2 separate regions of the Homo sapiens genome follow, and region 2 is linked to region 1. Evidence: read pairs that join two places in POLR2A ChIA-PET (ENCODE). Cell type or tissue: GM12878. All regions are shown on one strand. Region 1 overlaps PIK3C3 (phosphatidylinositol 3-kinase catalytic subunit type 3). Region 2 overlaps PIK3C3 (phosphatidylinositol 3-kinase catalytic subunit type 3).

Region 1 (2,500 bases):
ATGGCTGCAGCCATAGTGTTTACTTGGTGGTCAGAAAGAGCAAGATACAGCAGTGAGCCCCTACATTGTGGTCAGCTATATGTTCATTTGGAAATAAGTTTGCTGCATAAACACAGGAAAAGCTGAATACCCTAAGATGACGGAGATAATCAAGGACTTTAACAATGAAGGGTAGAAGGGGATGGCTTGGATTTGAATAATACCATATTGACAGTTTCACCATTTAGAACTGCTGTTTTTTGTTTTAATGTTCGGCTTTAGATTCATGGACCACAAATTGAACTGAGTGCCAAGGAAAGTTTGAGGTAGTGCTATGTTCTCTGGTTTGGCTGCAGCCCCACTTCTCTGTCTTTCCTTCTATTTAAGTGATTCAAACATTTGTTTCCTGCCTGCCTTTTGAGAAAATTTGGAGTTTGTGAACCCTGCTACATGAGAATTCCTAGCCCAAATACCTTGGATATTGTTAGTACCTTCGATAGAGGTAGAAAAAATTCAATTTAATGTGATAAGTTTGGTTTTACATGTGTTCAGTTAGAAATGACAAACAGTGTCTTGAAAAGGGGATCTGGTCCTTGAAAATTAGAGTGCATGAATGTGAAAGCAGGTCATGTAATGGAATTCAAGATTAGACCTTAGATGTAAAAAATGAATATGTATTTATATTTGAAAATTATCAATAATGAGATAGTAGCTAAATCCACAAGAGTGGAATTATTCATTCAACAGTAATGTATTAATAATATGTTGAGCATCTATTATGAGCTAGACATGGACGTGCTGAAGATATAGTGGAGAACAAGACAGGTAAGCCCTCAGCTCTCATGAAGTTGACCATCTGAATGGCTGAATACAGAGTATACTCTCCCAGAAATAGTGGAAAGCATAATAATAAGCATCCGTGACTTGAGATTTGGGAAACATTGTCAGTTAAGAAGGTCGAAAAGTTTCACATGTGTTTTAAAGATAAAACAGTGTGAAAGTCAACTTAGTAAAATCAAAAAAGTCTGACCTGGGAGCCCAAAGTCCTGGGTTTCAATCTCAGTTTTACAATCAGTCATACCACCATAGACAAGACACAGCCCCTCTAAGTTTCACTATTGATGAAGCAAGCAAGTTGATTGAGATTGATGGTTTTCAAACTACACATCATCATGATCCACTGAAAGTAATTTAAAGTTTCACAGTCTAGCATTTGTATTTAAAGAAAAATGAAATAAACAGAATAGCAAATATTAACATATTGCTCACAGGATGTTGCTTTGTGAAACTTTTCCGTTTTATACATCTGTGTGCATATGTGGCTGTGTGTATCAAGCTGTGATACTTTTTTTTTTCTCTTTGAGAGATATCATCTCCCTTTGTTGCCCAAGCTGGAGTGCAATGGTATGATCATAGCTTACTGCAGCTTCACCTGGGCTCAAGCTATCTTCCCACCTCAGCCTCCTTAGTAGCTGGGACTATAGTCGGCGACACCACACTTGGCTTATATTTAATTTTTTTTTAAATGTAGAGGCTGGTCTCAAACTCCTGACCTCAAGTGATCCTCCTTCCTAGGCCTCCCAAAACACTGGGATTATAGGTGTGAGCCACCATGCCCAACCTGTTATTTGCTTTGGTTTGTTCCCAGTGGAACATTTAGAAACACTGGATTAGAAGACCTATAAAGTCTTATTCAGATCATTGCTTATATGATTTTTGTAATTGTATAAGCAGATGAGGGTTAAGAAGACATTTAAAATGTCTTTTACTCTTTAAAACCATAGTTTTTTAATTGGAAAGTTAAAGATTATGTATGGATCTTTGAAAAACGGGAAACTGGATGGGAAAGGAAAAATTACTTAAAATTTTATTCATCTTTTGAAAATATAAGTGACAAGAATAGCTTCAGAGAGGTTTTCAGAATAAGAGAGTCTTATGTAATACCAAAGTATTACACAGATTATGAAAATAATAGTTTTTGTTCTCGAGTTACTCAGTAAATATGTGAGCTTAGATGATTTCTGAGGATGTTAATACTCTACCTCATAAATAGGAGAAAATGCTTGTTTTGGTGGCAAAAGTTTTAGAAAATTTGGGATATTACACAAATTAAGGCATTACCACTCTTAGTTTACCTTTTATTGATGGTTGTATGTGTTCCTCTTTAAGTTTTCACTTTTAAAAGTGATGATAAAATGTGTTTTATTACTCCAATTTTATTATTTTTGCATATGTAAATTAATCTGTTTTAGTGAAATGATATGAGTATTTACAAACTGAATCTAAGTTTCATTTCACATCACATGAATGGCTCAAACTATTTTTAAGGTATGTGATAGTGGAATGTGAAGATCAAGATACTCAGCAGAGAGATCCAAAGACCCATGAGATGTACTTGAACGTAATGAGAAGATTCAGCCAAGCATTGTTGAAGGTAACCCTTAAATGTGAGGGTTGGCAAACTGCAGCACATGGGCCAAATTCAGCCTGTTGCCTGTTTAGGAACATCCCATGAGCTAAA
Region 2 (2,500 bases), 51 kb before region 1:
ATAAACTTTTAAACATGGGAAAGTATTTGTATGCCTCCTGCTTCCATTTTCATACAGAAGGAACAGAGATGGTAGATGTAATGTCTGTATTTCTCACGCTACCATTTTAAGAAAAAAAATTAGTATTCAAATAGATGAGGGTTAAGTAGTTAGAACCAAATGGTTTATTTCTTGTTGCAACTTTTATTTTCCATCCAGTGAATTTACTATGATTGTTTCTAATTTTTGAGAAGACAGTTGGCTTAAGACTAAAAAGATATACATAAATCTTAATAATAGCAAAGCATTTTTACTATGCATGGTACCCATGAGCCTAAATAAGTAGCATAGTAGTAACAGTTTTCAAACTGCAGTATGAGAGAGTTTACTCACTTATAGAACTACTTCAGTCTTGATTGTCTAGGGATAATGGACAAGAGGACTGTGAAATGAAGATTAACTATTTAATGGCCTGTGAAAAGACGGTGTTAGATAATTATTAAGCAAAGAACTTCCACTACAAGCCAGACTTAACCCTCTTCTGATTTATTGCTCACCTATTACAGTTGAATTCTAATTACAGTATGAATAGCTGAAGTTTGAAAGCCTGCTTTTCAAGTTTGAGAGTTTTTAAAAGTCCAGTTCTTTCAGGATGAATTTAGCGGAATTAACCTCTCTCATGATTTTACCTGATTTTGTGAACATGCCTAGTTTTGCTTTAAGGAAAAATGAGTATGAAAAAAGGAAACATAATCATTTTCCTTAATTTTTATTTTTTATAACTTGAATTTCTTAGACTTCTAGTAGGGAATGAAAGAAATGAATAATTTAAATACACTATTACCCCCCCACCCCCTGCCCCATTTTCTTCTTTTTCCCATTTCTAAGTTTCCCTAATTAATTTTTAGTATAGTGTCTTTCCGTTTGAATTGATTTGTGAAAATAATAAAAGACCAGACTTCTAGAGCATTTATTAAACTTTCCTTGTCCATGACCCAGGCTTTTGGTGGCTGTGGGCCTTACTTGAGCAAATTTACCCATTGTTCCCATCTGCTCTGTTTTTCAGCTTGTCATATTATAAGAGTTTTATGACTAGAATGCATATCCACCTGGGGTTTTGGATGTGACTACCAAGCTTTAGTGTTTGATTTATATTTGAATCCATGTCTTTAGACATGAAAGGTTAGTGCAAAAGCATGCTTCTCCACTGTCTCCTTTTCATTTTAGCAGCTCTGCTTGATGCCTTTGGAATGTGCTTTAGTTTCTGTCAGTTTGATTAAGAGGAGGCAAAGAGAAAGTAACAACTAGATGAAAAATGCTTTGTACTCTGTGTGACACAGATAGGTATGGGAATGTTGTTGAGTAGAGTATAGAGGTGAACACTGTTGCAGGGAAGATGTGGTAAGATGTGGTGGTGTTTCAGGCTGAACCACAGAGTGCCTGTGTGGCGTCACTGTGGGTCCAGGGTCTAGATCTCAGGTTTAAATAGGAGCTGGATTTTTTAAGTTCATTTAGTTATTGTTTCTTGAGAATAGGTTCATGCCAACCACTTCAAAGAGTCATTTATAATCTGGAGCTGCAGTGTCTAATATCAGAGCCACAAGTCGCATGTAGCAATTTAGATTTAGGTTAATTAAGATGAAATAACATTAAAAATTCAGTTGCTCTGTCACTTTAACTACATTTCAAATGCTTAGACGCCCCTGGTGGCTACAAGATATCTATTGGACAGTGCACATGTCGAACGTTTCTATTATTGCCAAAAGTTCTACTGACAGCATTGATCTAGAGTGCCAATTTACAAATTTGTGGTGGGTGAGTACATCTTTCTGGTAACCATATTACTTGTGCCTGCTATCTAGGACACCGTATTTCAAGATACTTTGGAAATGTAAGTAGTCTTCATGATATTGTTGATTTCTTAGTGAACCATGAAGGAGCTGGAAAGGTTTCTCAGATATTTTTCTCAGTTTTGGGAAATCTAAAACGGACTGTTTTTTTTTTTTTTTTTCTGAGATGGAGTCTTGCTCTGTCGCCCAGGCTGGAGTGCAGTGGCACGATGTCAGCTCACTGCAAGCTCCACCTCCCAAGTTCATGCCATTCTCCTGCCTCAGCCTCCCAGGTAGCTGTGACTACAGGCACCCGCCATCATGCCTGGCTAATTTTTCTGTATTTTTAGTAGAAATGGGGCTTCATTGTGTTAGCCAGGCTGGTCTTGAACTCCTGACCTCGTGATCTGCCTGCCTTGGCCTCCCAAAGTGCTGGGATTGCAGGCGTGAGCCACCACGCCTGGCCAAAAGGACTTTCTTTATAGTATCCTTTTAATTTAAATTTACTTGAATATGCTGGTTGTACTGCATCTTTTGAATAAACGTTGACAAATTATCACAATCCCAAAATAATCCTTGAAAATCAAGATTAAGATAGCAAGGAATTTTCTGGTCACATAATTAATTTTCTAAAGTGGGATTGAAGTAGTTTGACCCACTATAATATTTACCCTTGAAAGAAAGTATTTTGC

The links. ChIA-PET counts read pairs that join two places held together with the same protein. Peaks named below come from ENCODE experiments on the same cell type or tissue, not always from the same donor. Only the 100,000 strongest peaks of a DNase experiment are listed, where the experiment ranks them.
Region 2: POLR2A ChIA-PET joins it to region 1 with 5 read pairs; 3 of 35 experiments call an interaction of 5 or more read pairs at or near these places.

What each region holds. Positions count from the first base shown.
Region 1 is chr18:42,025,136-42,027,635 of GRCh38, forward strand. PIK3C3 (phosphatidylinositol 3-kinase catalytic subunit type 3) reads left to right here. Exons shown (of 25, transcript NM_002647.4): 14 at 2,308-2,413. Among named protein-coding and RNA genes, the nearest start is that of PIK3C3, 71 kb to the left of the region's middle. In GM12878, no CTCF peak of the experiment used is centred here; a DNase peak (open chromatin) is centred at 1,026; H3K4me3 peaks cover 288 bases; H3K27ac peaks cover 1,848 bases.
Region 2 is chr18:41,973,726-41,976,225 of GRCh38, forward strand. The region is part of intron 4 of PIK3C3 (phosphatidylinositol 3-kinase catalytic subunit type 3); the gene reads left to right. Among named protein-coding and RNA genes, the nearest start is that of PIK3C3, 20 kb to the left of the region's middle. In GM12878, no CTCF peak of the experiment used is centred here; a DNase peak (open chromatin) is centred at 1,326.